Regions from separate parts of the Homo sapiens genome. Here region 2 is linked to region 1. The links are chromatin loops, found by intact Hi-C in ENCODE. Cell type or tissue: heart right ventricle. All regions are shown on one strand. Each heading gives the region's core, and the rest is flanking DNA. Links, peaks and the distances in the headings are about the cores only. Region 1 holds the start of BTBD16 (BTB domain containing 16). Region 2 holds the start of LOC124902518 (a long non-coding RNA gene).

Evidence for each region. Peaks named below come from ENCODE experiments on the same cell type or tissue, not always from the same donor. Only the 100,000 strongest peaks of a DNase experiment are listed, where the experiment ranks them.
Region 2: it touches region 1 in a loop (2.5-fold over the local background); 29 of 110 quality-filtered maps call a loop at or near these places.

Annotation. Positions count from the first base shown.
Region 1 is chr10:122,261,523-122,277,161 of GRCh38, forward strand. It overlaps BTBD16 (BTB domain containing 16), which reads left to right and starts at 9,774. Exons shown (of 16, transcript NM_144587.5): 1 at 9,774-9,992; 2 at 13,518-13,577; 3 at 15,269-15,417. The coding sequence starts at 13,560. RefSeq lists an enhancer at 6,668-7,169. In heart right ventricle, for the core only: a CTCF peak has its summit at 6,730 (motif pointing right); a DNase peak (open chromatin) is centred at 6,723; H3K27ac peaks cover 1,528 bases.
Region 2 is chr10:122,147,627-122,163,265 of GRCh38, forward strand. All of the region lies in intron 7 of TACC2 (transforming acidic coiled-coil containing protein 2), which reads left to right. It overlaps LOC124902518 (a long non-coding RNA gene), which reads right to left and starts at 8,557. Exons shown (of 2, transcript XR_007062323.1): 1 at 4,894-8,557. RefSeq lists enhancers at 6,978-7,949, 7,428-7,722. In heart right ventricle, for the core only: a CTCF peak has its summit at 7,556; DNase peaks (open chromatin) are centred at 5,075 and 7,279; H3K4me3 peaks cover 504 bases; H3K27ac peaks cover 4,150 bases.

The sequences.
Region 1 (15,639 bases), core at 3,724-11,723:
TTCAGGTTTTATATATTTAGGTTTTTAATCCATTTTGACTTAATTTTTGTATATAGTGTAAAGCAAGGGTCCAACTTCATTTTTGGCATGTAGATATCCAATTTTTCTGACACCACTTGTTTCCGCATTTTGTAGCCTTGGCACCTTTGTTGAAGATGATTTAGCCATATATGTGTAGTTTTATTTTGGGGCACTCTATTCTGTTCCATTGGCTTATATGTCTGTCTTTATGCTAGTACCATACTGTTTTGATTACTATAGCTTTGTAATATGCTTTGAAATCAGGAAGGATAAGGCCTCCAGTTTTGTTTTTCCTTCTCAAGATTGTTTTGGCTACTTGGGGTCCTTTTAGATCCCATATGAATTTTAAGATTCCTTTTTTCTATTTCTGCAAAATATGCCTTTGGGATTTTGATAGGATTGCATTAAATCTGCAGGTTACTTTTAATGGTATTAAGTTTTCCAATCCATGTAATGGGTTTTCTTTCCATTTATTTTTTGTCTTCTTTAAATTCTTTCAGCAATGTTTTGGATTAGTGTACAAGTCTTTCTCTTTGGTTAAGTTTATTTTGATGCCACCATTGGTGGGATTGTTGTCTTAATTTTCTATTTAATTGTTTACTGTTATTGCATGGAAATGCAACTGGTTTTTTGTGTTGATTTTGTAGCCTGCAACTTTACTGAATTCATTTATTAGTTCTATCAGCATCTTTGTTTGGAATCTTTAGAGTTTTCTAAATATAAGGTCATGTTATCTGTGAACAGAGATAATTATACTTCCTCCTTTTCAAGTTAGATGCCCTCAGTATCACAAATTATATCTTTTCATATTTTGTAACCATTAACATAGGTTTGTTTTTTTTGGAGGGGCGGGTGGGGAGTGGGGAGAGCTCTGTCACCCAGGCTGGAATGCAGTGGCACGATCTTGCCTCACTACAGCCTCAACCTCTGGGGCTCAAGTGATCTTCTCTCATCAGCCTCCTGAGTAGCTGGGACCACAGGTGCATGCCATCATGCCTGGCTAATTTTGTTTGTTTTTTACAGAGATGAAACCTCACTATGTTGCTCAGGCTGATCTCAAACTCCTGGGCTCAAGCAATCCTCCTGCCTCAGCCTCCCAAAGTGCTGGGATTACTGGCATGAGTCACCATGCCCAACATAACATAGTTTTATAGTTATGATTATTTTTATGCTTTTATCTTCTAAATTTGATACAAGAATTAAGTGATTTACACAACAATTACAGTATTACAGGATTCTGAATTTGTATATGTATTTAGTTTTACTAGAGAGCTTTATATTTTTGTTTGTTTTCATGTTATCTATTGTTTTTTCATTTTAACTTGAAAACTCTCCTTAGCAATTCTTATAAGACAAGTCTAGTAGTGATGAACTTCTTCAGTTTTTGTTTATCTAGGAAGGTCTTTATTTTACCTTCATTTTTGAAAAAAACAAGTTTTGTCAGATGTAGTATTCTTGGTTGGCAGTTTTCTTCTTTCGGCACTTTGAATATATCATTCCACTACCTTCTAGCCTATAATGTTTCTGCTGAGAAATCTGTGGATAATCTTATAGTTGCTCTCTTACATTATGAATTACTTTTTTTTTTTTTGGCTGTTTCATGATTCTTTCTTTGTCTTTTACTTGTAACAGTTCGATTTTGATATATCTTTGTGTGAGCCTCTTGGGTTTAGCCTAGTTGGAATCCTGTAAGCTTCTTGAATGTGGATGTCTGTTTTCTTCCTCAGATTTGTGAAGTTTTCAGTTACTATTTCTTCAGATAAGCTCTCTGCCCTTTTCTCTCTTCTCTTTCTGAAGCTCTCATAATATGTATATTGGTCTGCTTGATGGGGTACACGGGTCTCTTAGATTTTCTTTACTTTTCTCCATTGCTTCTTTTTTTTCCCCGTCTGACTTGATAATTTCAAATAACATCTCTTCAAGTTCCCCTGATTCTTATTTTTGCTTGATCAAGTATGCTATTGAATCCCTGTAGTGATTTTTTTTTTTTTCAGTTATTGTATTCTTCAGTTCCAGAATTTTATTTTGGTTCTTTTTAAGTTTCTATTTCTTTGTTATTTTCGTTTTGTTCATACATCATTTTTGTGATTTTGTTCAGTTGTCTCTTTTTGTTCTCTTGTAGCACATTGAGCTTCTTTAAGATGATTATATTTATTTCCTTGTCAGGTAACTCATAGATCTCTATTTTTTAGGGGCAGTTTTTGCAGATTTACTTTATTTCTTTGATTGGATTATGTTTTCCTGTTTCATGTGCCGTGGGTTTTTGTTTTATTTTATTTTTTGCTGTGATTTGTTCATTTGAAAAACAGTCACAGCAGTCACTCTTCCCAGTCTTTATAGACTAGCATCCTACAGGGAAAAACTTTCACCAGTCAGTTCAGCCAGTGATTCTGGGGACCTCACAAACATTTTCTGAGGGTGTGTCTTCTCTGGGCTTGTGTGTATAACTTCCCAAATAGAAAGGCTTGCTGGTTTCTTTTTAGGAGCTTGTAGGCTCTTGTTCCTTCTAATGTCTGTTGGTAGTGCTGCAGGTTCTCTGGGACTGCAACAAGACACTGAGCTCTCTTTTGCTCTCAGTGACCCCCAGGCATCCAAAATATGCCAGTTCCTCATAATTGCTCCAAGTAAGATGAGACAGAAACTAGTCCTGTGGGCATCATGCCAAAAAGCTGAAATGTTGAGTGTACATTCCATTCTTCTTTTTCTTTCCCAATGAAGAAGTCATGACATTTTTGCTCCTGATTGCACCAAGTTGTGCTGGCTGTGGGGAAGGGCTATCTCGTTTTTATATGAAATGGTTTTTCTTGCCTGTTTCAATGTGGTTATTCTTTGCTTTGAGCTTGCATGGGGGTACAACAGCTTCTTAAATGATTTCTGGGGTCTCAAAAGGCTTTTTGAGCTGTGTATTGTCAAGTTAATTTCCCTGTTGGGGAACAAGATCGGGAGCTTCCTATTCTGCCATCTTGCCCAGATCCTGAGCAAAGCCTCTTTGTTTTCCACAATATTCTCACTAGAAAAAATTAAAGCAGGGTGGAGATGCATATGGGCAGGGTCAAAGTGTGTGTATGCACAGGGATTGTTGGAAGGAGGAAAGATATTAACATTTGAGTACCCACAATGACTCACTCAAGTTAGTGCTATCTCTTTTTAGCTTTGAAATGATCTGGTGAATGAAAACTATTTTTATTTTACAAGGAGGAAACAGGCTCAGAGAAGTTAGAAGACTTGCTCAGGTCAATCAGGAAACAAGGCAGCCAGGATTCCATCCCAGGTCTTGACAGAAAGGCCCACATCCTTTACAATCCCTGGAGAAGTGTTTTCTTTACAAGGAAGGTGGTGGGGAGATGAGGTACAGGGGTGAGGATGCTACCGAGCACATGTGGTGGGTCCTTACGTCCATTCTTTAGTCTAGTTGGTGGTGCTGCCTTCAAGTCTGGACTTGACTCCTCTATTGCATTTATGGACTGTAGAAAGCATCCTTCTTGTTCAATGGATGGAAGCGGCAGGGGGGCTCACCTAGGGTGTACATTGTTAGATGCGTTGGAGTGGACTTCTTCTTCCTCATCTTGTTTGTTTCCCTTGGGTGGTCAGTGGACCAGTGGTACCTCCCCAGGTTGGTGGTGACCAGCCGGGCAGGGCTTCGGCGCTCTCAGGGCCGGACTCTCAATGGCAGAATCTGGAGAGTTCACGGACTGTCTTTTGGGTTTATTTGAAAAAGCAACTTGGAGATCAAAAGAGATAGGACTAGATAAAACTCACACTCCTTGGCCTCTATGAGCCCTGGGATATCGAGCCGCTTCTCCCCTTCCTTCCTCCTTCCTCCTTCCTCCGTTCTCACCCTATACTGCAATCAGACTGCATGGGCCATTCCTTCAGTGGCTCCTTATTTCTCCACTCCAGCCTAGCACACGCTGTTCTGTCTGCCTGAGACACTCACCCTTATCCCCATCATTTTGTCTCTCAGCTAACTTCTCTTCTGTTATGTCACTTCCTCCAGGGAGTCCTCCTTGAAGCCTTGGGCCTGGGTAAGTGTTTACAAATGTAGGTTTTATTATTATTTTGTTATGATTGAGATATGGCGAGGCCAATAGATAAGGAGATAATTGCCTTTGAAAAGATAGTTTGTTACAATTCCCAAGAGGAGGGGGCATACCCCCACCACTGGGCACAGGGCACACAGGGAAGCAGTAGGGTTAGGAGGCAGAAAGGGTGAGGGGAAAACATGGGCAAGAGCCTTTATTGTGGATCCCATGGGAAGAAATGAGTGAAGCAGTGTAATCAGGTTTAGAATTGGTGAGTTTGAATAATTTCAGTGGGCTCTGGGATATAGGGATTGTCTCTCATCTGGTAGTACTTGGCCCTGGGTGATTAGGGCAAGTGGATAGTGACCCTGAGTTTGACAGCTTGATAAGGGAGGTGGTTGGGGAATAGGCTCTAGTTTAATTGGTTTGTATATGAAAGGCATGCTTGTAGGAGTCCTTTACTATCTCTAGGAATTATTAATAGCTAGCCCTGGGAGGGGCAGTCCCTCCAGGGTGAGCAAGGCCCCAGATGTCAAAGCCTCAGAATGAAAAAGCAGGTTAATGCGGTCGACTGCCTCTCCTACGAATTCCTGCAGCTCACTGACTTAAATACACTGTGAGCCTTACAACGCAGACGTTAAACCTCCAAAAGTAAGGTGCCCAGGCACGGAAGGTGATTTTCAGGGGCAGCTCATGTATGACTTTTTTTAAGTTATGTAGTTATTTTAATGTATATTCCAAATAAACCAGCATACCAAATACTTTACTTCATTGATAAAATAAATTTAAGAACATCATAACAAAAATGTTATGTAAAAATGTAAGTCCAGTATTAAAGAACAATTTTAAGCAAATAACATCAGAGGCTGTGAAGGTAGTGCACTTCCTTCTCTTTGTCCCCATTTTATCTCCAGCACCCAATACAATCTTGACACTCAGACCTTGTCTAAAGGAGTGAATGAGGCAGCCCTGGGCTAGCGGCATTGGCATCACCACACTCCAGAACATCTTGGAAAAGAGGATCAACAGTAGATGGAGCGGAGGAGTTGTTTTATCTGAACTTTTTTTGCAGATGAGAAAATAGGAAGCCAGAGCCAAAGAGAGGACTTCCTTGAGGTTCCACAGCAAGTTCATGGCCAGTTCTGACCCAATCTTGTTCTTTCTTTTTTTTGAGATGGAGTCTGGCTCTGTCACCCAGGCCGGAGTACAATGGCGTGATCTCGGCTCACTGCAACCTCTGCCTCCTGGGTTCAAGTGATTCTCCTGCCTCAGTCTCCGAGTAGCCGGGATTACAGGCACACATCACCATGCCTGGCTAATTTTTGTATTTTTAGTAGAGATGGGGTTTCACCGTGTTGACCAGGCTGGTCTTGAACTCTTGACCTCATGCAATCCACCTGCCTCGGCCTCCCAAAGTGCTGGGATTACAGGTGTGAGCCACCGTGCCCGGTCTTATTCTGTTCTGTTCTTTTCTTTTCCTTCTCTTTCTCTTTCTGTCTCTCTCTTTCTTTCTTTCTTTCTTCTTTTTTTTTTTGAGATGGAGTTTCACTCTTGTTGCCCAGGCTGGAGTGCAATGGCATGATTTCAGCTCGTTGTAACCTCCGCCTCCTGGGTTCAAGCGATTCTCCTGCCTCAGCCTCCTGAGCAGCTGGGATTACAGGCAGGCGCCACCACACCTGGCTAATTTTGTATTTTTAGTAGAGACGGGGTTTCTCCATGTTGATCAGGCTGGTCTCGAACTCCCGACCTCAGGTGATCTGCCCACCTCAGCCTCCCAAAGTGCTGGGATTACAGGCATGAGTCACCGTGCCTGACTGTGTTCTCCTTTCTTATCACTGAGATCAGCTGTGTTGCCATATAGGACTCAGTTCCAGGGCAGGACCCTTTGCTTCCTCCTGGAAGCCCCTGTCTGTCTGCTGGCTCATGCAAGGCCTCCGCCAGGGGCTGGTCTGGATGCAGCACTCCCAGCAGCAGCCTGGACCCTGGCTGGGTGCACTGGGGCTCTCAGGCACAGACTGTCCAATCTTCCAGGCCAACTGAGGCTCCGGATTTTCTTTTTTCATCAATAGAGGTTAAGGATGTGTCCAGGGTCACACAGCTATAGCCAGTCAGAACCAGGTCAGAATTGGGTGTTCTTTTCAGTGTACTCCACCACCTCCCCATATGGGTGACTGGATGGAGTGGGCTGAAATGGGCTCTCTGGCAAGGTAATGAGCTCCCCATCCCTGAGTGTGCAAGAAGAAGATGGATATCCCTTCATAATCCCCCTGGAACTGTGACACAGGAGATTTTGGCATAAGGTATTTCCAGCTAAGGGCAGTGCTCAGCGACATTTGATGTCTGAGTCACTGATGACCTTTGCTCTTCAGATTTCCAGCTTGTTGGCTGCTTCATGGGCTGGGCCCAAGGGGCTCAGTTACTGACACCATCAGGAAAGGGCTCTCAGGGAAACATGCTGAAAGCTATTTCCATTTATTTGTATTTGCTGCCTTTGACTTTGGACAGTAGCTCAGCTCCTGGGAGATCTGTGGGGGATGTATGTGTTGAGAGTTCTGGGGGTGAGCTGAAGGCCCCGGATCCTTGAACTAGACCCTGCAGAAAGCGATGGATTCAGCCAAGGCCAGGGTTCTGCCTAGGGGCTGATGGGAGCGTGGCATCCTGGGACGCTTCCCCAGAGTGGCCACTAGAGGGGGCCCGCTCTCAGCTGCACTCTAGAAGTGATACCTGGAGGGCATCCCTAGGTTGGCCCATGGTGGAGCAGGTGGGATGTCAAGCTGGTCCAGGGTAATAATGTCTTTCAAACTTGTTAATTGAAATCTTACATGGGGTCCCACATTCCAGGGACAGTTAGCAGGGAAAACTTTGGGGTGGAGGGGAAGGAGCAGCGTAGAGAGAGGAAATCTGTCCATTTGTACACAGACTTCTGCTCAGCCCCTCTCCGCCCCCATGTTCTTGGCACCGGGCTAGGAGGGAAGCCATGGACCAGACTCGAGGGGGAGTGGAGAGCAACATGATGGTCGGGGAAGAGAGAAGGTGCACAGCAGCTGTGTGTGCACAGCCATGCGTGGGTGCCTGGATGAGCCTCTGTCACTGCCCCGGAGGGGAGCTCAGCCTGATGGGTGGGCTGCACCTCCAGCTGCCGCATGTCCAGCAGAAGGGGCTGGTTACCCTAATCCCCATCTGCCTCTGCATCAAGAGGCACAGCATCCATGGTGAAACTGTCTCTACTAAAAATACAAAAATTAGCCAGGTGTTGTGGCAGGCGCCTGTAATCCCAGCTACTGGGGAGGCTGAGGCAGGAGAATCATTTGAACCCGGGAGGCGGAGGTTGCATTGAGCCGAGATTGCGCCACTGCACTCCAGCTTGGGGGACAAGAGCGAGACTTCGTCTCAAAAAAAAAGCACAGTGTCGCCATTAACAGTCATGTACAAAAATGCAGGAGAAAGCGTCTAACACTTAGTGAACAACTCATGTTAAAGAGTACAGTAGGACCGCATTTTCAAAAATGTGTGTATACATACAAAATGTCAATGTACTATTAATGGTGCTGAATTCGGCTGTGGAATCCAAATGATTTTTATTGTTAAGAATTTTTGCCTCTGAATTTGTGCCTGTAAATGCATTGCGTTTGTAAAAGGAAAATAAATTAACAACAAGTGTTTGTTTTTCAAGCATGAGAGAGGGCCCACACCTGGCTCAGGAATGCAGCCTCGGCCTCTGGCTCCTGAGGCCCCTGCAACAGTTGTTAGAGGCCTGCTTCCGGTCTCATGCTGCCCCTGAGCGTCTAGGGATGGTGGGCAGACCCTGAACTGGGTTCCTAACCCCCCTGTCTAAGACATGCCAGTGTCTTCAGCCCCTTGTCGCCTACATTCTTCTCCCACTGGTTCTCTCATTGTGCACGTCCCTCCCTACCTCCTGATCTCCAGAAGAGCTAGGCTGAGAGGTGAGCACCAGTGGACTCCTTTGGGCCCCACCTCAAATCCTGTCTGCAGCACCAGCTGCTGCTGCTGCTACTAAACACCAAAAGCCTGACAATCAGCTGCTTCTCCAACCCGGTGGCAGTTGCTGGGATCAGTTGTATACTACCATGAAACCCTGTCGTCTCACTCTCAAACCCAAAATCCAAGGCACAACCAAGAGACATCGCTCTAAGCTGAAGTGCACCTCTGGAAGCTACTAGAACAGCCAAAGATGCTCTTAACACACGTGCATACATGGATGCAATTGCAAATGAGGACATAGGTGGGTACAAACACCAGGGCCATGTTCGTACTCAAACACAGAAGCAGACACACACACCTATGCATACATAATCACATGTGCACACTTATGCATGTGGCACTCAAGCAGGTACACAGGCAGAGTGGTGGTTATGGACTAGGACATCCAATTACCCAATTCCAGAGATGTTTATTGAGCACTTTCTAAAGTCCAAGTTTGGTTGCTGGGCTCTGGGGATGCAGAGATGGGTAAGCCACTCACAGAACATTCCACAGCGATCGGCTTCTGTGCAAAGCAGAATATGGTGTTGGGAGGAGTAGAATCACAGGATTTGAGGGCTGAGGCGGGAGACAAATTCAGGGGTACCTCCCATTTATAGAGTGTTTCGTAGTTTCTAGATCACAGCCACAGGAGGCAGCGCAGCTACTTTCCCGTTTTACTTTAGGATGTATGTGGCCTAGGAGAGGCTGGCCTTGGGTCTTAAAAGCTGTACTGCCTCCTGGTTCCTATTACTGTAACTAGGGATTTCTGTGATCCCTGGGGTGGTGGTCCAGGCCTTTGATGGACCCGTGGTGACCCATGTGACTCTGACCCACATGGCCTCCACCTCCCCATCCCCTAGTTTGGGTCATGGGCTTCACAGGCCACGTCGCTGAGGACACTGTAAGATTGCACTTAGGGCCAGGTGCGGTGGCTCACACCTGTAATCTCAGCACTTTGGGAGGCCGAGGTGGGCAGATCACCTGAGGTCAGGAGTTCGAGACCAGCCTGGCTAATATGGTGAAACCCTGTCTCTACTAAAAATACAAAAATTAGGCCGGTGTGGTGGCGGGCACCTGTGATCCCAGCTATTCAGGAGGCTGAGGCACAAGAATTGCTTGAACCCGGTGAACCTAGGAGGCGGAGGTTGCAGTGAGTCAAGATCACACCACTGCACTCCAGCCTGGGCGATAGAGTGAGACTCCATCTCAGAGAAAAAAAAAAAGCAAAACAAAACAAACAAATCCCAAACATTTCCACTCTGGATGCCAGCTTGAAGGCTCTTGGTCTTGTCCTTGACTTTTAGGCAGTCCTTAGCTCCCAGAGAGAGCAGCATTAAAAATCATCATCAGCAAAGTACTTCATTAGGCATAGCTTTTAATAATGCGGAATGCTCAATTTTTATTGAAATATGTTTGTCAAAACACAGATAGAAAATGCTAGAAATAGAGCACCCCAGAATGCCAGAGCTGGGAGGCATCTGAGAAGCTTCTAGTCTAATCTTCTCCTTTGACAGATGAAGCCTGAAGATTTGGGGGTTGGTTCTCACTGAGGCTGTGCCCTGGGTTGCCCCAGGTGCTGTGAGGAACAGGAATGGAGGCACATGGCACCCACACTGGTCTCTGAGATGCCATCACTCACAGCTTCTCCCCATCAGCCAGGGCCTTGGACACAGCCCGAGCCTGAGTTGAAACCTGGCCCTGGAACAGGAAGTGCTTGGAAGCTTCCCTGCCGTTGCCGTGGTGCTCACAACCACCCAGGAAACCAAGGCAAGCTCCCCCTGTCAAAGCACCTTGGCCCATAAGAAGAAAAGGGGGAGCCCCAGATGTGATGAGCGCTTCCAGGCTTCAGGCTCAGAAGGCGCCCCCAGCTCTCCTGTAACTCAGAGGCCAGTGTGATGGGAGTTCCTCCACTCAGCACACTTCCCCTGTAAACACGCCTGTGGTGGGCAAAAGGGCTTTGGAACGGTAAGTACAATGGGTATTTTTCAGCCACTTCAGAGACCAAGAAATGTGTCCTAGTGACAGGTGCTGTCTTAGCACCTGTCTAGACCCAGTGTTAGACTTGGGTGCCTCTGGTCTACTTGGCAGGGAGGGAGTTTAGGGAATCAGGAGGGGTCTGGGAGCTGAGAGACCATTGTAGGTAGCTCCTGCCCGCCCACAGGGACCTTGGCACAGGCTCTCAAAACACACGAAGGGGCAGATTGCCTGGTGGGATGAAAAAAGAACACATTTCCAGGCCATTGAGATGTCTCTGGATTTCAAGATCAGCTAAAAAAGTTCTTAGATATTGATCTAAGAAAGCAGGAGCTTTGGGTAGCTGAGTGCAAACCCCAGCCTCCCTCTCTCTGTAACTGAAGCGGTGCTCTGTGGGCATAGCGAGTCCCGTGTGGGGTTTATTCTGTGCTGACCAGGTCTGCTTTAGAATGGAACCCTCTTCTCTCTTCTCAGATTCCTTAAGGCCACGTTGAGGATTTGGGGGTCTATGTCTAGGGCAGTGGGAAGCTGGTGAAGGGCTTTAAGCTGAGGAGTTCATCATCCTGGCTCCTGTGAGGTAAAGGGATCAGAAAAGCATGTATGTGTTACCTGAGGTGGGAGAAGCCTCACGCAAGGTGGAAACTCAGCCATCAAGGAAAACACACATTGCTGTAAACTCAAGTGCACCTCTGAAAGCTGGTTGAACAGCCAAAGATGCTCTTAACACACATGCATACATGGATGCAATTGCAGATGAAGACACCAGCAGCTGGGTACAAACACCAGGGCCATGTTTGTACCCAGACACGTTTCTTTTTCTTTTTTCTTTCCCCTCGAGACAGAGTTTCGCTCTTGTTTCCCAGGCTGGAGTGCAATGGTGAGAGTTTGGCTCACTGCAACCTCCACCTCCAGAGTTCAAGTGACTGTCCTGCCTCAGCCTCCCAAGTAGCTGGGATTACAGGCATGCGCCACCACACCCAGCTAATTTTGTATTTTTAGTAGAGACAAGGTTTCATCATATTGGTTAGGCTGGTCTTGAACTCCTGACCTCAGGTGATCCACCTGCCTTGGCCTCCCAAAGTGCTGGGATTACAGGCATGAGCCACTGGGCCTGGCCCCAGATATGTTTTCAAATTAGAGACTGGCAAAGGAAATACACACACACACACACACACACACACACAGGACATATTTTCATACTAATGAAACAATTTGTTTACCATAAACAAAGTCAAAAGACAAATGATACACTTCTGCAGCATGTATGGCAGACAAAATGTTAGTGTCCCCAGTACATAGAGGGCTCCTTAAAAAATGCTAGTGAGACTACAGTAACCCAGTAGAAAATTGCGGAAAACCTATGATTAGGCAGTTTTCAGAAAAGAAAAATTAAACAGCCAATAAATAGATAAAAGAATGCTCAACCCCACTGGTAGCCAGGAAAGTTCAAATTAAAGTAAGAATCTGAAACCATCTGACACTCACCAGCTTGGCAAAAATAAATACGATGATACTACCTAGTACTAAAGATGTTGTGAAAAAAATGACAACACTTATAAATTGGTGATAGGAATGTTAATTGCTGCAATTTTGGGGCAAGTGAATTGGTATTAACTATTTCAATTGAAGATACAGATCTCTGACATAACTATACCACTTGGAAGACTATTTCATAGAAATAAAAACAGCAACACAAAGATATATATATATATATATATATATACACACATACATACATATATATACAGATGCAGATATAGGTAACATGTATAGATATATGTATACACACATGTACACAAACTGCCATAATAATGTGTATGCATATTGTTCCCATTGTTTTTATTATGGGAATAAAATATAGGAAATAACCTCAATGACTTGGCAGAGGAATATTTTAATAAATAATGATGCATTCACTGTATGAAATATTATGCGGCCAGAAACAGTGTCTCATGCCCATAATCCTGGCACTTTGGGAGGCCAAGGCAGGAGGATTGCTTGATATCAGGAGTTCAAGACCAGTCTGGGCAATATAGATCAGTCTGGGCAACCCTGGCTCTAGAAAAATTAAAAAATTAGCCAGGTGTGGTAGCGGACACCTGTAGTCCCAGCTACTGGGGAGGCTGAAGTGGGAGGATCACTTGAGCCCAGAAGATTGAGGCTGCAGTGAGCCTTTATCACACCACTGCACTCCAGCCTGGGCAACAGAGCAAGACCCTGTCTCAAAAAAAGAAAAAGTGATATTATGCAGCTATGTTAAATTTTTCTTTCCTGTCATTGTATTGGTTCACTAGTTACAACAAGCATATATTATTAATACTTTTGCAATTAAAAAGTCCAATTAAGGCAATTAAAAGGCAAAGAAAAACCTGTCTGCCCAAGTGGAATGGAAATTCTATGAGGCAAGGATCGTGTGCATTTTGCTCACTGCTGTCTCTCAGAAACGGCTAACGCCTCTCTCCATATGGCGACTGCACAGGAGATGCTTGTTGGTGAATGGATGAACATAGCCATGGCTGTGATGCAGGTGAAGTGCTGTTTGGGGAGCAAAGGGAGGTCAGCTGAGGTTCTTGGTCATCAAGTGCCGTGGCTTCTGCTGGTTTCACCAGCTCACCCACTTCTCCTCTTCTCTGATGTTGCTCTGGGGAACTACCCAGTCCCCAGTGCACGTTCTTGTTGGGAGAATTAGTCAAGGTGTCTGCCCTCAGGGGCCAAAGAGTGGGCCCCTGAGCTAAGCCAGGCCAGTTGGGGCCTCTTGCTGAGAATCTGGATTGAAAAGAACCCTGCATAGATGGACTGTGGGAGAGCCGACTCATGCTGGAGGCAGCGCCTGACAACAACAGCCACCAACTCCTGGTGCGTGCCACCCAGGTCCCTGCAGCTGCTTCCTGTTCTTTCCCGGAGAGTTCTCCAGTTTCCTTTTGAGTCTATGAGACCCTCCTCTCATCACCATCCTTCCAATCAATCTTAACCTCCCCGCAACCCCATAATCAAATGGGTTTCTGTTGCTTGTAACCCAACAGCCCTGATAATGTTCAGAGATAACTGGAAAGTCCTTGCACTCTTCCTCTTTCATGACCCTGTAAGCTAGGGTGACCATCAGTCTACAGAGCTCCAGGGCAGCCCTGGCCTACAGCCATTGTCCAGGCCTAATTATTAATATCATCCCTTTAGTCTCCTCGTCTGAATGATCAATTATGTGATCAGCCTACTTATAGCTATCTTTTGGTCTTCCTCACTTTGGCAAAGGATTATCTTCTGTTTTGCTTTATCTGAGCCACTTTCCCAGAACAATAGCAGAGATCTCTCTATTCACCTGCTTACAAAAAAAACAAAAAACAAAACCAAACAAAAAACCCCAGCAACAACAAGATATTCTCTTGATTGATAAATAACCCACATTCGAGGCTTATTCATTATTGTTCCTGTGGCAAAGTATAGATTCTTTAGGCCAATCTCCTCCATAATATTTTGAAAAGTATGGAAAATGTCACCTTTACCTCTTTTGTCTTCTAGGTTGCTTGTCTTTTCTCTCCTGCGTAATTTCCACTTTCATTCATGATAATGTCGAACACGGTGAGTAGATCAGTTTCTCAAGAAGGTAGGTGATGAGAAGAAGCATTTGCTTATGGTCATTTTGACAAATTTCCACAAGGGGCTGGGTTCTGCACCACCGAGGACCTCAAGCATTATTGGCTGACTCGGCTGGAAAGAGCGCGTCCAGGCAGCACCGTCCAGAGGGCAGAGAGCAGGCTTGTGGTCTGAGCTGACGATGTTTTACTTTGACGTTTTACGTGACAGCCGGACTACATCTAGACTCAGATTCCACAGTTTTTAATCACCCACCATCTTCTAGGCACTATACTAAGGCATATTTCCCAAACTTTATCCTACTTTATACTTTTTACAGCATTGGAAACAAGATGATATCCCCACAATCCCCACCATCGCCATCCTCACTGTCGTTGTCACGATAACCATTACCGTCACCACCACCACCCATTATTTCCATTTTACACATGAGAACTGAGAGCCTCAGAATGTTAAGTAACTTGCTCAAGGTCACACAACTAGAAAGTAAAATTTGAACTCATATGCTCTAGTCCGTGGCCCATGGTCTCGTCACCTCTCCATTGGTGCCCTGGGTGGCTTGGGATCAATGACATCCATTCCTGTGGGTCCCTCCTCGTGCTTTTTTCCTTGCTAGGTTGCTTTGAGCCTTCAGTCTAAGGTTTACATCCATGCTGGGTATCGTCCTTCTTTTTTATGTAAATTGCTGAATTTCCCCTGGAGCCTCAAGAAAATGTCTAAGACTGAGCAGTTCTGCTCCTGGGCATATAACCAAAAGAATAAAAAGACAGGTGTTCAAAAAAAAACTTGCCCATGAATATTCACAGCACTCTTCACAATAGCCAAAAGGTATAAAAAACCCAAGTGTCCATCAACTGATGAAGGAATAAGCAAAATGTGGAATATTTACACAGTGGAATATTATTCAGCCTTAAAAGAATGAAGTACCAATACATGGATGAACCTTGAAAACATTATGTTATGTGAAAGATGCCATCCACAAAAGGCCACATATTGTGTGATTCCACTTGTATGCAATACCCAGAACAGGTGAAAACATAAAGTCAGAACATAGGGGCTAATCTGAGAAAGCAGGTTAGTGGTTGTCCCGGGCTGGGGACATGGGAACAGGGAGTGACAATTTAATGGGTATGGAATTTCTTTTGGGGATAATGAAAATGTTCTGGAATTAGGTAGTGGTATTGGTTGCATAACGTTGTAAATGTTCTAAATGCCACCAAATTGTACACTGTAAAATAGATACAATTTTATGTTTTGTATATTTTACCACCATTAAAAAAATTCCTTGCCCAAGATCTCCACAGTTTAATATCTCTTTGTATGACAAGTTAGGATACGTACTCAAAGGACAGTACTTAAAGCCTAATACTATCCCTGCCTGTGGATTCTTCAGAGAGCTACCTGCAAAAAACAGTCTTTCTCCTTGACCTCTTACCCTCTGACACCTCTTGTCCTAGATCCTAAATTCCAAATTACTTTGTAGCTTGAGATCCTTGGTCTATGGAATACAGTGTCTTTGCCTTGAGTTGTCTTGTGAGAAATATTAGCCATGTTCAAAAATTAACCAGCACTGTAAAATTTGTCTTGATTTCCTTCTTGCTATACAATTTGGAAAATCTGGCATTTATGTGAAGTTAGAAAAAAAGATGTCTTCTCTTTCTTTGATTACCAAGCAGCACAAAGCTCGGCTGGAACGCCGGGTCACTGGCTCAACCAACCGGTGGCGTTTGCCCAAACAGCCTTTCTCTGGGGACCTGCTCTCACTTTCCCAGATGTGCAAGGCTCTGAGCATAGACTTTGAGGAAGCTTTGAGGAACCCAGACAGGTATGGAGACTCAAAGGTTTGTGGGAGGGAATGGCCCATTATTCCTGGGAGGGGAGGTGCCTGATGACCGGGCCACTCTGATTGGCTGCAGTGGCTGTCAAGGGCACATCTGCAAGGAAGGCTCCCTCTGGAGCCAGCTCTCAGGCATGGACAGGGTCATAAGTGACTACTACCTCTGAGAATGTGGGTGGTTACAAAAGTGCAGAGAAAGATTGAATTTTT
Region 2 (15,639 bases), core at 4,342-12,341, 110 kb before region 1:
TGTATTTATATCTGCATGGACTCCTGGATATTCATTTTATTCTTTGGGTTATAACCCAATACTACGTTATTTCATTGCTCCAATTGTAGCAGCTTTGGTCATGGGCTCCTTGGGCTTTCTTTTAAGAGTGTCCAGAAGCCCCCAGGCAGTACAGTGATACGATCGGATCTGCATTGTTAAAGACCTGGCCAGCTGCCTGCCAAGACAGGAGTGGTTTTAGGATTGAGGCCCCCATTTCCTGGGGCTCCCTGACAGCTGTGGTTCCATCACCTTCAGTGCACTCTCCACCTCGACTCTCTCCACAGCTGCTTTCAACCATGCGGCCATGGCCTGGATCCAGGGATCCAATCAACCGTGTTTTTTCCCTTTGGATGAGTTCCTGGAGGTTTTCAAAGCAAGTTTCGAAAATGTAAGGTTGAACATTTGATTTCACTGAAATGGAAGTCGTTATTCACCCAGGCTGAGCCAGAATTTTTTTTTTTTTTTTTTTTTTTTAGGCAGAGTTTCGCTCTCATAGCCCAGGCTGGAGTGCAATGGCGTGATCTCTTCTCACTGCAACTTCCGCCTCCCGGGTTTAAGCAGTTCTCCTGCCTCAGCCTCCCTAGTAGCTGGGATTATAGGCACCCGCCACCATGCCTGGCTAATTTTTGTATTTTTAGTAGAGATGGGGTTTCACCATGTCGACCAGGCTGGTCTCGAACTCCTGACCTCAGGTGATCCGACCGCCTCAGCCTCCCAAAGTGCTGGGATTACAGGCGTGAGCCACCATGCCCAGCCCTGGGCCAGAATTTGAGGTCCTGGATGGACTCTTGATTTTGGAAATACGTCTTCCATGGGTTCCTGCCACCAGCCAGGCATCGCCTGTTGGAGCCAGCGTGCCTTCTGGGTGTTATGCGCAGGCAGCTGCAGTGCCCGCCATATCTGTGGCTTTGTCTTCTCTCTTTGGGTTTGGAGGGGAGCAGCGAGGCAGTGAGACCTGGTGTATTGACAAAGAAAGCCCAGGGCACATCTTATTACAGAATTGACAGATGCTCTGTTCTTGCAAACATGCTGGGTGACTTCCTGCTGCCTCTTCCTGCTTCTTGCGGCTGCTGTGGAAACGATGACACAATCCCACGTTTCCAGTGCAAATGGCTTTTCTCCAGGAGTTTTCACACTCCCCTCCCCCCACTCTCATTGGTAATCATTAGGCCGTAGGCCTTGGGGAGAACAGATGTGACTTTGAGAGGGAGAAAAGTGAGGTTCTGGGAAGGAGAGAGAGCTTCAAGTCTCTGCCTCCTATCCCTGCCTGGGAGGGAGACCATTGCTGCAGTCACCACGCTTCTGATGGGCCTTCCTTTCCCCTCCATCGTAGCCCTCCTGAGGCTTTGTGGGGTCAGCAGGTCACCCTGACTTTTCCAGAGCTGTCAGCTCTTTGGAGAGCTGTACGAGGCTGAAGCCAGGCGAGGGGTCTGATAATAAGAATTTCCAGGAATACAAGCTGAAAGCCCTCACCTCACCAAGGCAGCCACAGCTGACCTCTGAGAGCTTGTGGCAAAGAGCCTGGTGTGTTGGACATGAGCTGAGTGGGTGTGGGTGTGAGCCCACGCAAGCATCATCTCTGTTCAGAGTTGGCCTCTCACTCCCTGCTGCGGACAGCTGTCCCCTAGGAATTGGTGACTTGGAAACCTGGCCAAGGGCTGTCTGGATAGACGCGGGAGAAACGGGATGGGAGAAGCAGCTGAGCTTCTTGCAGGGAGGAGGAAGCCGGATCCCCGGTGCTGGGCAGGAGGCCCAGGAGACACCCCTTGAGAAATGCTACCCTGAGCTGCAGACTGTGGCGGCTGTGGCGTTGGCTCTTCAGGCTTTCCTGTGAGGTGCCCCCACACTCCCGGCCCCACCCGCCCTGGGCAGCTGCCCCAAATTGCTCCCTTCCCTCTGTCAACACTTCTCCAAGACTCCAGAGTTTTTCCTGCGCAGGAGGGGAAGGGCAGAAACCTCCCCATTCCCTCCACCCGAGTTAGAGAAGTCAGCCCTTTGGAAAACATGATGCATCTTCGCTCTGGAGCCAGTTCGCCAGTCCGCTCCCCAGCGCGGCACTTTGCCTTGTAGGCGGGGTGCAGATGAGCCTCTCTGCCTCACTAGGGAAAGGGGCTGGGTTGTTGGGCTGAGGGTCTCCGGGGATTAGACTCTGCGCTGACCAAACTGGGCTCTCGTGGCATCATTCCTTGGTTACGCAGGTCAAGTTTCCATTGTTCTCTTGCCTCTGAGGCCCACTGGGTCCGGGGCAGACTGAGCATAACTACGCTGAGCCACGTCACCGGCCGGTGAGACGCGCGGAGGCATTGATGGGTCCCCTGGTTCCCGCTCAGTCTCCGAAATGTGAGCTGCCGCGGAGTGGGTGCTGGGCTGTCCCGCTGGCTTCAGCCTGAGGAGCAGGAGCAGAGGGCGTCAGTTAGATGGTGGCTCCCTCAGTTCCGTGGGCCCAGGTCTGCAGTTCTTTTCCTCCTTCTGGGAGGGGAGGGGAAGGAGAGCCGGCAGCAGCGGGGCTCCCTGGCCCTACTCTGGGGGCACAGCTGGGAGAAGCTGCAAAGCTTCAGCTTGTGACGCCATCTGGGCGGCAGTCCCACGGCCCCTAGAGCAGCTGGGAAGGGGATCCCGCCCTGAAATGGGGCTCAGGGAGGAACATATGGGCAGGCATCTGTGAGGGCGTGGCTGGACGTGCTCAGCACAGCACTGGTGGGTGGAAGGTTCCAGGGCAGTGTGGGGGCCCTTCTTGCCCTGAATAGGGGCAGCTGAGGCCAGGAGCCCACCCTCCTCCCCGAGCACGGCTGCCCAGGGACGGCCCTCGGCTTCCACTTGATGGTTTTAGGTGCTTGCCCTGCGGGAGGCTGCGTTCCTTCCAAGCCAAATGCGTGCTCTCCAGCCCTCAGACCCAGTGGAGGTGCAGAAAGAGGGGTGGCCAGGAGACGGCTGGTCACAGAGTGCCCCAAAGGTGGTGGAGAAATAGACCCCCAAACCAAGGGAGGCAGGGCCCAGGGAGGTGGGGTAGGATGGGATATGGTACGAGCATGTGCGGCTCAGGACCCCACCATGCCCGAGTGCCTCGCCGTGTTGATGAGCCAGTTTCTTTAATACTTCGCTGTCAGGAGAAGGACCTGCTGAGCGCTGGAGTCTAGGTGGAGTCATGCAGCGTTCCTGGGTCCTTTCTTCTGCTTTGTTTGCATTTTTTGATCCTGCCAGCCAGCCTCTCGGCAGATACATCCCGGTTGATTCTATGCCACGGACTATTCGGAAGGTGGCGCAGGGGAAGGAGCATGAAGTTGGAAAGACAGGCCTATTTACCAGCTGTGTGACATGGCATGAGTTACTTGACTACTCTGAGCCTTGGTTTACCCATCTTTAAGATAGGGCTAGTAGTACCCACCTCTTGGGGGTTATTGTGAGTAGTAAATGTACATGAAGAATGTAGCTCAGTGTTTGACAAGTAGGAGGCATTGAATTCACATTCCCCCCACTCCAACTCCCAGCAGTGATGGGGAAAAGGAGGCAGACAGAGACAGCTGTTCTGGAAACAGAAAAATACAACATGATAAACTTAACATAGTACAACCTGATAAACTCTCCAATAGAGCTGAGAACAAAAGACTCAAGAGAAGGGAGCACCTGACTCTGCCTGGAGAAGTTGGGAAGGCTTCCCAGAGGAGGCGGCATCACCACTGAGTTTTGCAGCATGGCTAGGTGTTTGCTGAGGGTAAAGAAGGGCAAAAGTGCTTCAGGGAAGAGGAACCAAATGTGCCAAAGCTTGGGGTGTGGCGAGGCCCAGCAGATTCAGGCAGCAGGTCAGAGAGGAACTGGAGGGACTAGAGGGAGGTACGGCGGTCTCAGACAGAGCAGCAGGGTGAGCAGCCAAGGTGGCCATGGTCCTCAGATTTAGAGGGGCCTGCAGCCAGACTGGGGAGTTTGCTGGTGCCAAAGAAGTGCAAAGAAACATGTCTTCTCTTTTCAAGCAGGGGAGAGTCAGGATGGAATTTAGTTTGGGGAAATATCTCTGGTGGCGAGGAGGAGGGTGGGTGGAGGAGAGGCCAGAGGTCAGAGGGCCATGTGGAAGTTGTTCCTGTGGTCCAAGTGGGAGACAGTGGTGGCCTGAACTAAAGCAGTGGCCGTGGGGATGGAGGGGACCTGGGTCTGTCTTTGTGCCTTGCATTCATCCATTCACCAACGTTGATTGAGCATTTGCTCTGTGCAAGGCTGAAGGCAGGTGCTGGGATACAGTGGTGACCCTGCAACGTGGGCCACAGTATGTCTGAGGGTGACACTGCGGAGGTGACTACTCCCAGGCTGGACTGTGACTCTGGGCAGGGGCTCGCTGGGAGAAGTTGCCCAGGGCCTGGGGCTTGGCACCAGCATTTCCTCCCCTTACTGCCCAAGGCTGGGGCCCAGGGCCAGAAGGGTATAATTCCCCATGTGGCTCCACCAAACATGGAGACCTTGGAGTGTTCTCCTGGGCTAAGAGGCAAAGGATGGTGGCTCTTTGAGGATGACTTGCCCACCTTGTGCCCCACCTTGGTGTCCCTGCTCCCATCTCTGTCTAAATACCGTCTTGCTGAGCATCATTTCCTGGCTTTGCAGAAAGAATTACAGGGTCCTGCCTGCCTTTCTTGGGTTTAGATAATGGAGCTGAAAGCCAATGAATAAAATCAGAATGATTTCTTAAAGAGGGATGGAAGATCCAACAACAACAACAAAAAGAAATAAGCAAACACAAATGAAAGGGGGAAGTCTCCCAGGTCGGAGGACCTGCAGTCTGGCCAGAGCGGCTCTGCTCAAACCACAGGGAGAAGCTTAACATTGTGGCCAGTACACATGTACTAACCCCATATGTGTCCACGATTGGCACGGACCTTCCCTTACTTGGTGGGCTGCAGTGATACTCTATTCCATTCCATTCCATAAACGCGTGTTGACACGGCTGACTTGATGACATGATTCCCTGGTGCATCGTCCCTGCTTCATTTCCAAGAGGAGGCAGCTTGTCCCGAGGTTGGCACGTGGTACCAGCAGTGCCTCTGCCAACACAGCCTGAGACATCTGTCCAGACTGACGTAGTTGGGGAAATGGGCCGAGCCATCCTGCATCCTCACTCTCTGTGGCCAGAACGCTGACTGTTGCAGCACTGTTTGGCAGGACTCAGGGTGGGAACTGGGACCTTGTGGAGAAAAGGGTGGAGAGCAACATAATAGGCTCTGACTGGGATTAGGTTTCAGGTTCTCCCTGGAGCATCACAGAGTGGCTCTAGTTTTCTTCCTCTTGTGATAACATCTGGCCTTTACTGAGTACTTTCTATGTACCAGGCACTGAGAGCAATGCTTTTGATATATATTTCTTTCTTTCTTTTTTTTTTGAGACGGAGTCTCACTTGCTCTGTCTCCCAGGCTGCAGTGCAGTGGTGTGATCTCGGCTCACTGCAGCCTCCGCCTCCCAGGTTCAGGCAATTGTCCTGCCTCAGCATCTTGAGTAGATGGGATTACAGGCATAGGTCACCACGCCCGGCTAAGTTTTGTATTTTTAGTAAAGACAGAGTTTCACCATGTTGGCCTGGCTGGTCTCAAACTCCTGACATCAGGTGATCCTCTCGCCTCCCAAAGTGCTGGGATTATAGGCATAAGCCATAGCGCCTGGCCCGATATGTATTTCATCTCACTTAATGTGCATAACAGTCCTGTCAGGGAGATATTTTTGTTGTGCCCATTTTATAGATGGGACAACTGAAGCCCAGCAAAGTCAGAACACTGGCCGAGGCCCCAAGCTCTGAGGCCAAAGCTGTGGTGGGAACCATTTGGGTTGGGTCATCTCATATCTGTGGACTCCTCCAGGAAGCCTTCCAGCTTCTAACTCTGCTGCCTGATTGCAGACCTCGGGTTTCGAGTCCCAGAGGTGTTGTGAGAGGCAGTGAAGCAGGGACACCAAGTCCTCCTCAGGCCAAAGTGATTTCTTGTTTTTTCACAAAACAGCCACAGCAGCAGCCACAGCTAAACATGTATTGAGCACTTGCTGTATGCCTTGCACTGCAGTGCCTCGGGCTTTTTCACATATTATCTCATTTAAACCTTGCACCCTCGATGTTATGGAAGAGGAACTGTTATTATTTTCATTGCACAGATGAGAAAACGGAAGCACAGAGGACTAATAACTTCTCAGGGTCAGCTTAAGGATGCCAGTGAGTGAAAAATGTCCCTTGCTTTCTATTCATCTTTTTGACTTAGGTGTCTGAGGAAGAGAGTTTAATTCAAACCTTACTGCTGAGCAACCAACCTGTCTTCCTCCCTCCGGGCCCCCAATCACAAAAATAAACAAGATCTGCCACTAGGGAGATTGTTGAGGTCAGGGAGACTGGGGACCGGCTCTGGGCTCTGCATGTGGTACCTGGGGTCTCTTTGCAGCCCTGGAAGGGCTCGTCCTAGGGAGGACCTCCTTGAGTTGCCTTCAGCCCTGGCCTCAGCTGGAAACAGTTTGGATGTCTGCCTTTCTCGTCTGTGTCCGCAAGTACAGCTCTGTCTACCCATTTCTCCATTCATATGCTCATAGTTATTGAGGGCTTCCAAGGGCCTGATGCCGGGCCAGGCTCCCTCTTGGAGCCAAACTTGCTGCTGCTCGGACAAAGGAGCCGTCCCATACTGGGGCATGGGTGTGTGTATAAACTGGTCTTAAGATCGTAGGCACAGGTAGATTCCGAGGCAGGCAGTCACTGCACAGGGGAAATGCTTATGCAAAGTAGCAATCCTTCATGTCTTCCTGGAGTAATAGTTTAAAGATACGCAGAAAAATATGTAAATATGCCATGCATTTAGTTTTTGCCAAACTGATGCCTAATAGCCTCTGCAGGCTGTTAGGAAACCTTGTCATGCCTGTGTCCAGCTCTCTCTCACAACGATTCCTTAAGCTCAGCAAAGATGAAGCAGGAATTTGGTCAGTCTGTTGTCACGGGAAGATTTTCTTCCCATGTACACATCAACTGCTGAAGATCTGAGAATTTAGGAAAACTAATCTCTTATCCTCAGACACAATTGTATATTAATTGCAGCTGGCCACAGTTAGGCAGGGTGTAGAGGGAATTATACAGACAGGGCCTCTCGGCTGGTTATGGAAAGAGGGAAATATTTTTAGGACTTGCAAACACGCATGCAGGCGCGCACCCACCCACGCTGACACGCTCATTCACTTACTCTGCCCACGGACTTTATGCTATCAATAGATGCTCACGGATGCTATTTCTGGCCCGGCTTTCTGGATTTCTGTTCCTTCATGGAGGCTTGAGTCAGCAGTTCTGAGCCTCAGCGCCTGGTTTTTGCTGCCTGGCTCACAAGAAGGGCAGCCCTGTGCCAGCTTCTGTCTCGACTGCTGCGGGCAGGCGTGGGAAGAAATTTACCCCAGATGCTGCACATTCACCCCAGGGCAGTCACAGGTAGCTGCTGTCTCTGTTCAAAATGAGGGAAGGACGGAGAGGCAGGGAAGTTCTGCATTTGCTTTCTGTGCTTTCGTCTCGGAAGCATCTCCACCACCGGGCCACTGAGGGGAGCCCCTCCCACCACAGAGGCGCAGATCCGCCCTTCTCAACCTGCCTCTCCAGTCCGGCCTCAGAAACCAGCTTTGCTGTTGATTTTGGCAGCTGGGAGACGCCATCTCTGTTTACACCCAAATGTTTTCCTTAAAAGGCCTTTTATTCCTAGTACAAAGTAGCCTCTAGAACCAGTGACTTTAAACCTTAGAGGAACTCCGTGGATTAACACATCAACATTCAAAGCAAATGCGACATCAAACCTCTTTAAACAAGAACCAGAACGTTTTTGTGGTGCTTACTGAATTTTCTGTTCTTCTTGGAAATAGTTTCCGGAGAAGAAAGATGGATAACATTGGTTATGTTTTTGATCCTAGACAGATACAGTCACCTGGCTTAGGTGAGGGTGTTGGCTCTTTCTTCCCAGGTTTAGAATGGAACTGGGCTTTATTTATAAGTAGGAGCCTGAACTTTGGAGACTGAGATTTTATTTGGCCACGTGTCTGCTGTGGGCCACCCTCTCGATTTTCACCTATGATCTTAAACACAGTTTATAAAGGTAGTTACAGGAAGGACATCTGGGTTATCCGAAGGAAATTGTTATCTGAGAAAGGCCACTTAAAATGAGTCCACTTAATAAATCAAAGTTTTATGGTTAATAGTGGGAAAATTTTTTTTTTTTTTTTTTTTTTGAGACTGAGTCTCACTCTGTCGCCCAGGCTGGAGTGCAGTGGCGCAATCTTGGCTCACTGCAATCTCCGCCTCCCGGGCTCACACCATTCTCCTGCCTCAGCCTCGCGAGTAGCTGGGACTACAGGCGCCCGCCACCACGCCCGGCTAATTTTTTGTATTTTTAGTAGAGACGAGGTTTCACCGTGTTAGCCAGGATGGTCTTGATCTCCTGACCTTGTGATCCGCCTGCCTCGGCCTCCCAAAGTCCTGGGATTACAGGTGTGAGCCACCGTGCCTGGCCAATGGTGCAAAAAACGTTTTTAAGACTTCACTCTGAAAAGAAATGAAAAATTATGAAAATGATTTTATTTTAGATTTAACAAAATGTAGACTTTTTTTTTTTTTTGAGACAGAGTCTTGCTCTGTCACACAGGCTGGAGTGCAGTGGCGTGACTTCGGCTCACTGCAAGCTCCGCTTCCCGGGTTCACACCATTCTCCTGTCTCTGCCTCCCGAGTAACTGGGACAACAGGCACTCGCCACCATGCCCGGCTAATTTTTTTGTATTTTTAGTAGAGACGAGGTTTCACCGTGTTAGCCAGGATGGTCTCGATCTCCTGACCTTGTGATCCGCCCATCTTGGCCTCCCAAAGTGCTGGGATTACAGGCATGAGCCACCATGCCTGGCCAACAGGGTCACTCTTTCATAAACAGTTCTGAGGGCTTCTCTCAGTTCTTTCATCTTCACGTTCTCTCTTTGAAGCCACCTTCTGTCCTCATCCTGGCTGAGTTTCTCTTCTTCAGTTGCTCACAGGTCTGACTGTGCCAGCTGCCCTTTCTTACAGCTTTGGGGTAGGTTTTGAGCAATTCTCTGGTGTCACTTTAATTGACTCCATGACATCCTCCTCCTTCTTCCAGGTTTGCAGTTTTGCTTTCTGGTTTTTGGCACTGTATATTTGCTCCTTCAATCAGCAAGAGACTGCCAAAGACTAGACTTGTGAGGACATGACTGGGCACAGTGTCTCACGTCTGTAGTCCCAGCACTTTGGGAGGATCACTTGAGCCCAGGAGTTCGAGACCAGCTTAGGCAACATAGTGAGACCACATCTCTACAAAAAATAGAAAAAATTAGCTAGGCATGGTGGCACACGTCTGTGGTCCCAGCTAATCAGGAGACTAAGGCGGGAGGATCACTTGAGCCCAGGAGGTCGAGGCTGCAGTGAGATGAGATTGTGCCATCGCTCTCCAGCCTGGGTGACAGAGTGAGACCCTGTCTCAAATAAAATACAGTAAAATAGACTTGTGAAGACAGGAGGAGCATACGAGGGAGGATCAAGTCTATACATGGTTGCTTTGTTGATGACATTGTCCTAATGCTGCCCTTTGTGTTCTCTTATGTAACCTTGTTACCATGGAAACTTGAGCGGTGGGGACCCTTAGTGCAGGATGGGGGAACTAGAAATGCATCCCTGGGAACTTTGTAGTTTTAGGATTTTGTTGATTGCCAGGAGAGCTGAGGAGCCCCTGCCGTGCTTGCTGACATAGCTATATGGAAGAATATTGTATTGGTGGGAGGATATTGTTGAAGGCATCAGCCACCATATACATACAGTCACCTGGTGAAGGGCTTGTGGGAGAATGCGTGTTCAGAAAGTCACAACAGAAGCTGCTCATCCATGGGATTTTTTTTTTTTTTAACCTGTCGGATTTTATGAATCATGTAACTGATCATAGTGGTTGCCCTTTTTGCTTTGGCTGTTGGGAAACTTAGAGCCAGACTTGTACCCCACTCCAGCAAGGGCTTAGGTCAGCACTTCCACGCTTACCTCACTCCCTCTGGCTTTTAGCCACCTTTTCTTCCTGTATTTTCTTTGTTCTCTTGAATTGTGGGCTTAAATCCTTTTTGACATTAGGTAGAGTATATTCTCTCAAAAGCTACCTCATGAGCGTCTCCTACCATTTCCGTCTCAAAAGAGCTGAAATATCAAGCCAGCAATGGTGTGTTTAAAAAAAAAAGAAAGCTGAATTTATGTGGTAAAGAAAGAAAGATTTTGAGGATCATATTCAGTCTTTTCGAACGTGGTATGTGTGTTACTGATTTTTTTTTTCATATGTGATGAGAATTCTTAATGCTAACAACTTTTGTATAGCCCTGAGATTTTGGGGACTGGCCTTCCTCCCTCCTTCCCTCCTTCCCTCCTATAGGTATCAAAGATTACAAATATATTCTGAATTCTTAATTTGAAAATAAAAGTGAGTCTCGACTGGCTGTGAGATTACAGGTGGCTCACACTTGTAATTCCAGCACTTTGGGAGGCCAAGGCAGGCGGATCACTTGAGGCTGGGAGTTCAAGACCAGCCTGGGCAGCATGGTGAAACCCCATCTCTACTAAAAAATACAAAAATTAGCTGGGCGTGGTGGCGTGCACCTGTGGTCCCAGCTACTCGGGAGGCTGAGGGAGGAGAATTGCTTGAACCCAGGAGGCAGAGGTTGCAGTGAGCTGAGATCGTGCCACTGCACTCCAGCCTGGGCCACAGAGCGAGAGCGAGACTCCATCTCAAAAAAAAAAACAAAAACAAAAAAGAAAACCCAAAAAACAAAAGTCAGTCTCATCTGTGTTTACTGACTTCTTTTCTAGGACATTTGGGTTACCTCCCTGGGTCTAATAGTAAAATTCCCAGTCTTCCACCTCTGTCATAACTGAATCAACAGGGTTTTTCCTGCTGAAGAGTCACCTGTAGAGCTGTCCTTGCTTGTGAAGAACTTTGAAAGGTTCCAGGTGTAAATATGGTGAAGGTGGTAGAAAGAGATGCCGTAAATAGATCAGCCCTTTGCAAGGAGAGAACAAGAGAACCTTCTGGAAAAGATGGGGCTTCACCGAAGCTTGTACTTAAGCCCAAGAAACCACTTAGACTCCCAGAGGTGAGCAGGTGAGATTTAATGTTGGCATGTAAGAGGTTAACAGAATATCTGTACCGCTGCAAATAAACGAACACAACCATCTTCTGCCTTTTCTCTATTCATCATAAGACAGAGTTTTGCCAGGACCTTCTCCCCATCCTCTGAGGTCTCGTGCGGCATGTGTTTATGGGGCTCTGGCTGTGCTTGGGGCACCCTGCATGGCTGGAGAGTGGAGACACCAGACACAGACACACCTGAGACTCTTAACAAGGCAAGAAAGCGCCAAGGCATCAATATGCAGGCAGCCGAGGGGATGGGAAGAAAGAAGTCTGGGGGCTGGCAGGGAGCAGACCCCTCCAGGGAGCTGGGGGAGCTGGGATGTGATTTTCTGGAGGAATTGAGAGAGATGCAGAAGTTGAGGAGGGGGCAGCTCCTCAGCAGTGAGGCCACGGTGAGGACCTGGCCGTGCTCCAATGCTGGATCAAAGCCAGGAGGTCGGATTGGGACTTTTTTGCAAAGGCAGTGGACGACTTTTGGAACAAGACTGAGTGATGCGGCAGTGTGTCCTTTGGGGACACATGGAAAGAGCATCCATCCTGGGACTGTGACACCTGGGTGGAGAAAGCCCGGCACCGCACCATTCTCGCCTGAGCCCAGGTTCTGTCCCTGCTCACATGTCCCTGCTCCTGTTGACATGTGGGTGCTGCATTCAGGCCACACAGCTTCCCAGCTCTTCGAATTTTCGGCAAGGCAGTGAGCATGCCTAGCTCAGTGCAGGGCTCGGGCGTTCAGGCACTGCTGGGTGCAGAGTTGTGTGACACGGGGCTGGATGCCTGGGGCCTCAGGTGGAGTAACAAGATAACACTCTCAGAGACAGCCCAGAGCTGGTCTCAAGCTTGGCTCCCTGAAGAGAAGTCGCTGGGGTTTTGTCCAGCCTCCCTCTGCTCGCCACCATGGTATAGTGGGTGGTGGTGAAGACCCAGGGCTTGGAGGAGCCCTGTTCTCCATCTGTGTTTACATTCTTAGCTCCTCCAGATGGGTTTCTCTGTGATCTGACCTACTTTCCTGAGTGTATGTGCTCGGGCTAATTAGCAGCTCGGGGTCCATTGGTGGTGTTTGGAGAGTCTTGCTGCTATGGCAACTGGAGACTCCCTGAGGCCAGAGGCAAAGGTGGAGCCACTCACCTTTGTTTTTCTTGGGGTGTCAGAGGGGTCTCAAACTACTTGCAGTTTCTGACCATGGCTCCGTCCGTTGAACCTCTGTGGGACTGAAGAGGCTGCACTACATAGCTTCAGTTTATCTTTTGGCTACAGGGATTTGTCAGGTTTGCTGATCTTTCTGGTAGGTGTCACAAAGTAATGTGAGAATAAGCTGGTTTCCACTTATAGGCCAGGCACATAATAGGTGCATTAATAAACGTTGAACTGCTTTTTAGAAATGATGGATGCATTCCTTGATTTATCCAGGTTTCTAGGGTGTCTTTGGGGACGTCAGTAGGAAGGTTTGCAGTGGAGCCTGTCTAAGCGGGCTTAGCCTGCCTTCGGGCCCCTAGAATATGTGGACTGTGGTCTAACAGACAGGCCCCCAGGGGCTGTTTGAGTTCAGGGTCTCATTAGGGTCGTGCTTAGGAGTAGTGGGGTTCCCTGGATGGCTTAAATAGAAAACAGTGATTTCTTCCAGTTCTGGAGGCTGGAAGTCTGAGAGCAGGGTGCTAGCATGGTTGGGTTCCTGATGAAGGCTCTCCTCCTGGCTTGTAGATGGCCACTTTCTTGCCTCACACAGCAGAGAAGAAGTGTGTGTGTGGGGGGGGTCTCGTGTCTTTTTCTCTTTTTATACGGGTATAATCTCATCTTGAGGGGACCCTTATGATGTAATCTAATTCTAATTACCTCCCAAAAGCCCCACCTCCAAATACCATCCCACTAGGGATTAGGGCTTCAACACATGAATTTGGGAGGGAGGCGCAAGCATTCAGTCCATAGCACAGCCCTTTTATCATTCTCCCTCCTTATTTTCTTCAGCTTTACATTTTCTGTAGGCCGAGTTACTAGATCACCAGCTTTGTTTTAAATTGTTTGTAAAGTCAGCATGGAAAGGTCTTCAATGAGGGTCTGAGAGACTCTTCCATAAATAATTTACACAAACTAATCATACATGGGTTTTAGTTGTATCGACTGTAATGGTGCCCACATTCTATTTGTTTCTCTCCTGGTTCTTTTTTTTGGAGACAGGGTCTCGCTCTGTCACCCAGGCTGGAGTGCAGTGGCACGATCATGGCTCACTGCAGCCTCAACTTGCTGGACTCAAGCACATCAGCCTCCTGAGTAGCTGGGACCACAGTTATGCACCACCACACCCACCTAATTTTGTTTATTTTTTTGTAGAGACAAGGTCTCACTATGTTGCCCAGGCTGGTCTTGAACTCCTGGGCTCAAGCAATCCTCCCACCTCGGCCACCCCAAGTGCTGGGATTACAGATGTGAGCCATGGTGCCCAGCCCCTCTCCTGGTTCTTGATTGTGTTTTTGACAGCCGTGAGATGGTGTTGTCCCACTAAGTAATATGCCCTGTCACTACATCATAACTTTGCAGTTGTTGGGATTCTACGTAAAAGCACTTCACTTTAATGCTGCCTTAATTTCCTTTATGGTACTATACTTGGGGGGAAATTTTTTCTTATAAATAAGAATCCTGGTCCTGGGCATTCATAGATGGTATTTAATTTACTTTTTCCAATGCCCTTGCAAAATAGATGCTTTTCCTCTTTTGCCAGCTGAGGAAATAAGGTTCAGTATGGTTAAACAGTCGGCTCAGGCCACACAGCTAACGAGGGAGAAGTCAGGATTTGAACTCGAGTCTCATTTCAAACCCTATCTTGTTATCGCAGCAGAACCTTTACCTATTAAGGCTAAGGACGTTTAGATGGCTTTGTGCTTTTGCACCTCATCTGAAAAATGTTTTTAAAAGTTGGCAGATGAGTTCTAATTGTGGTTCCTCATTTTTTTCCTCATGTATTTTCTGAGTACGAGGCTTGGCTGAAGGCCAGTTCCTAGGTGCCCAGGGAAAGGGCCACTTTCTTCAAAACAGTAGTAGCCCAGGTTAGAGCTTACAGATGTTTCAGCTCCACGTGGTAAGCTTCTTTGGGCCCTCACCTGCATATGGAGCCGAAGAGGTCTGTTTTCTGACAGAGAAACAAACCCCCAGGGTGCTGAGAATGGTGACAGGATGAACAGGTTGCAGGATCCTTGCCACCAAGTGACATCCAATGCTGACAGTGAGTGACGGCTTCCCCGGGAGGTGCTTTCCAGAGCACACCTCGTCACACCACCCCGACAGCCACCTTCCCCGCAAGATTGACATAATCATTAGCTATTTTCATATAAATGCAAAAGTAAACCTTCTCAGTGTTTCTGGGAAATTTCATGCTGTTACATCCCAGAAAACGATGTTGATCCTCTGGCATTCTGTTTGACACTGATACTGAATAAGAGCAGTGGAAAGTCAGTCCCCGTGAAGCTCTGGAACTACTGTGACCTCGAGTGTCAGTATCAAAAGAGCCCATCCAAACATCCTTGGCCACGTCGCTAGAAAACAGTGTATTGGAGGCAATTTTAAAATGCTTTGAACAATTTTGTTTTTATTTTCTTTTGCTTTTGGCCACAGTTTAGATACATTTTAGGCTCACTGCCCTGTGGGTGAAGACAAGCTGGGAAATGTGGAAGAGTCTTCCACTTACCCATCAGAGGTTCCATTTGAATTCAGTTGTGAGTCTGGGCTGGGAGCGCAGGAAGCGGTTGTGTTGAATGTACAGCATGAGGGGATGGTGGGGTTCCCAGGTGTGCCCCAAACCTCCTGTACCTATACAGAGATGAACTCTTTCTGCAGCAGCCTCCAGTGAGGAGGCTCAGGATCTCAAGTCTTGAGGGTTTCTGAGCCTGCCATAGGCCAGGGACAGGGATTTGGCTGCTGATGGGTGACATGCTGCCAGCTACAGAATGGGGCTGACTGGGCACTGGGAGCTTGGTGATGGGGTGTCACGGACATTCCTACAGGCCCAGCCCGTGTTTAGAATCACAGAGCTGAGCCGATGCATGTCACGGAGAACTGCCTTTGCCCTGTACACGCATGCTGCATTAGGGGCCTGCCTTGGGCGGCTCAGCTGGCCGCGCCTCTGCTTGTTTAGGGTGAGCCTTTGCACAGGGCTTGGCTTTGTGGAGCTCATTTGGTGGCCAAAGATGGTGTTGCAGCCCCAGCCCGCTCGCAGGCCCAGTACCTTTTGCTCCCTAGCTTGCCCCAGGCCCTCAGACTGTGCGGTGCAAAGGTCCTTGGAGGCTAGCCCCGGGCTGGCTGTGAGGGGAGAGCCAGGTGCCGCAGCTCTCCCTGGTACAGACTTCAGCTGCCTCCAGGACCCGGGGCCTGAAGGAGGCAGAAGCCGGCGGTGGAAAAGGGCGCACGTCTCTCCCAGCGTCGCTCCCGCTGCCCGCTGCCCACTGCAGCCTATTTACCTGTTCCTCCAGCCATCCCCTTAGT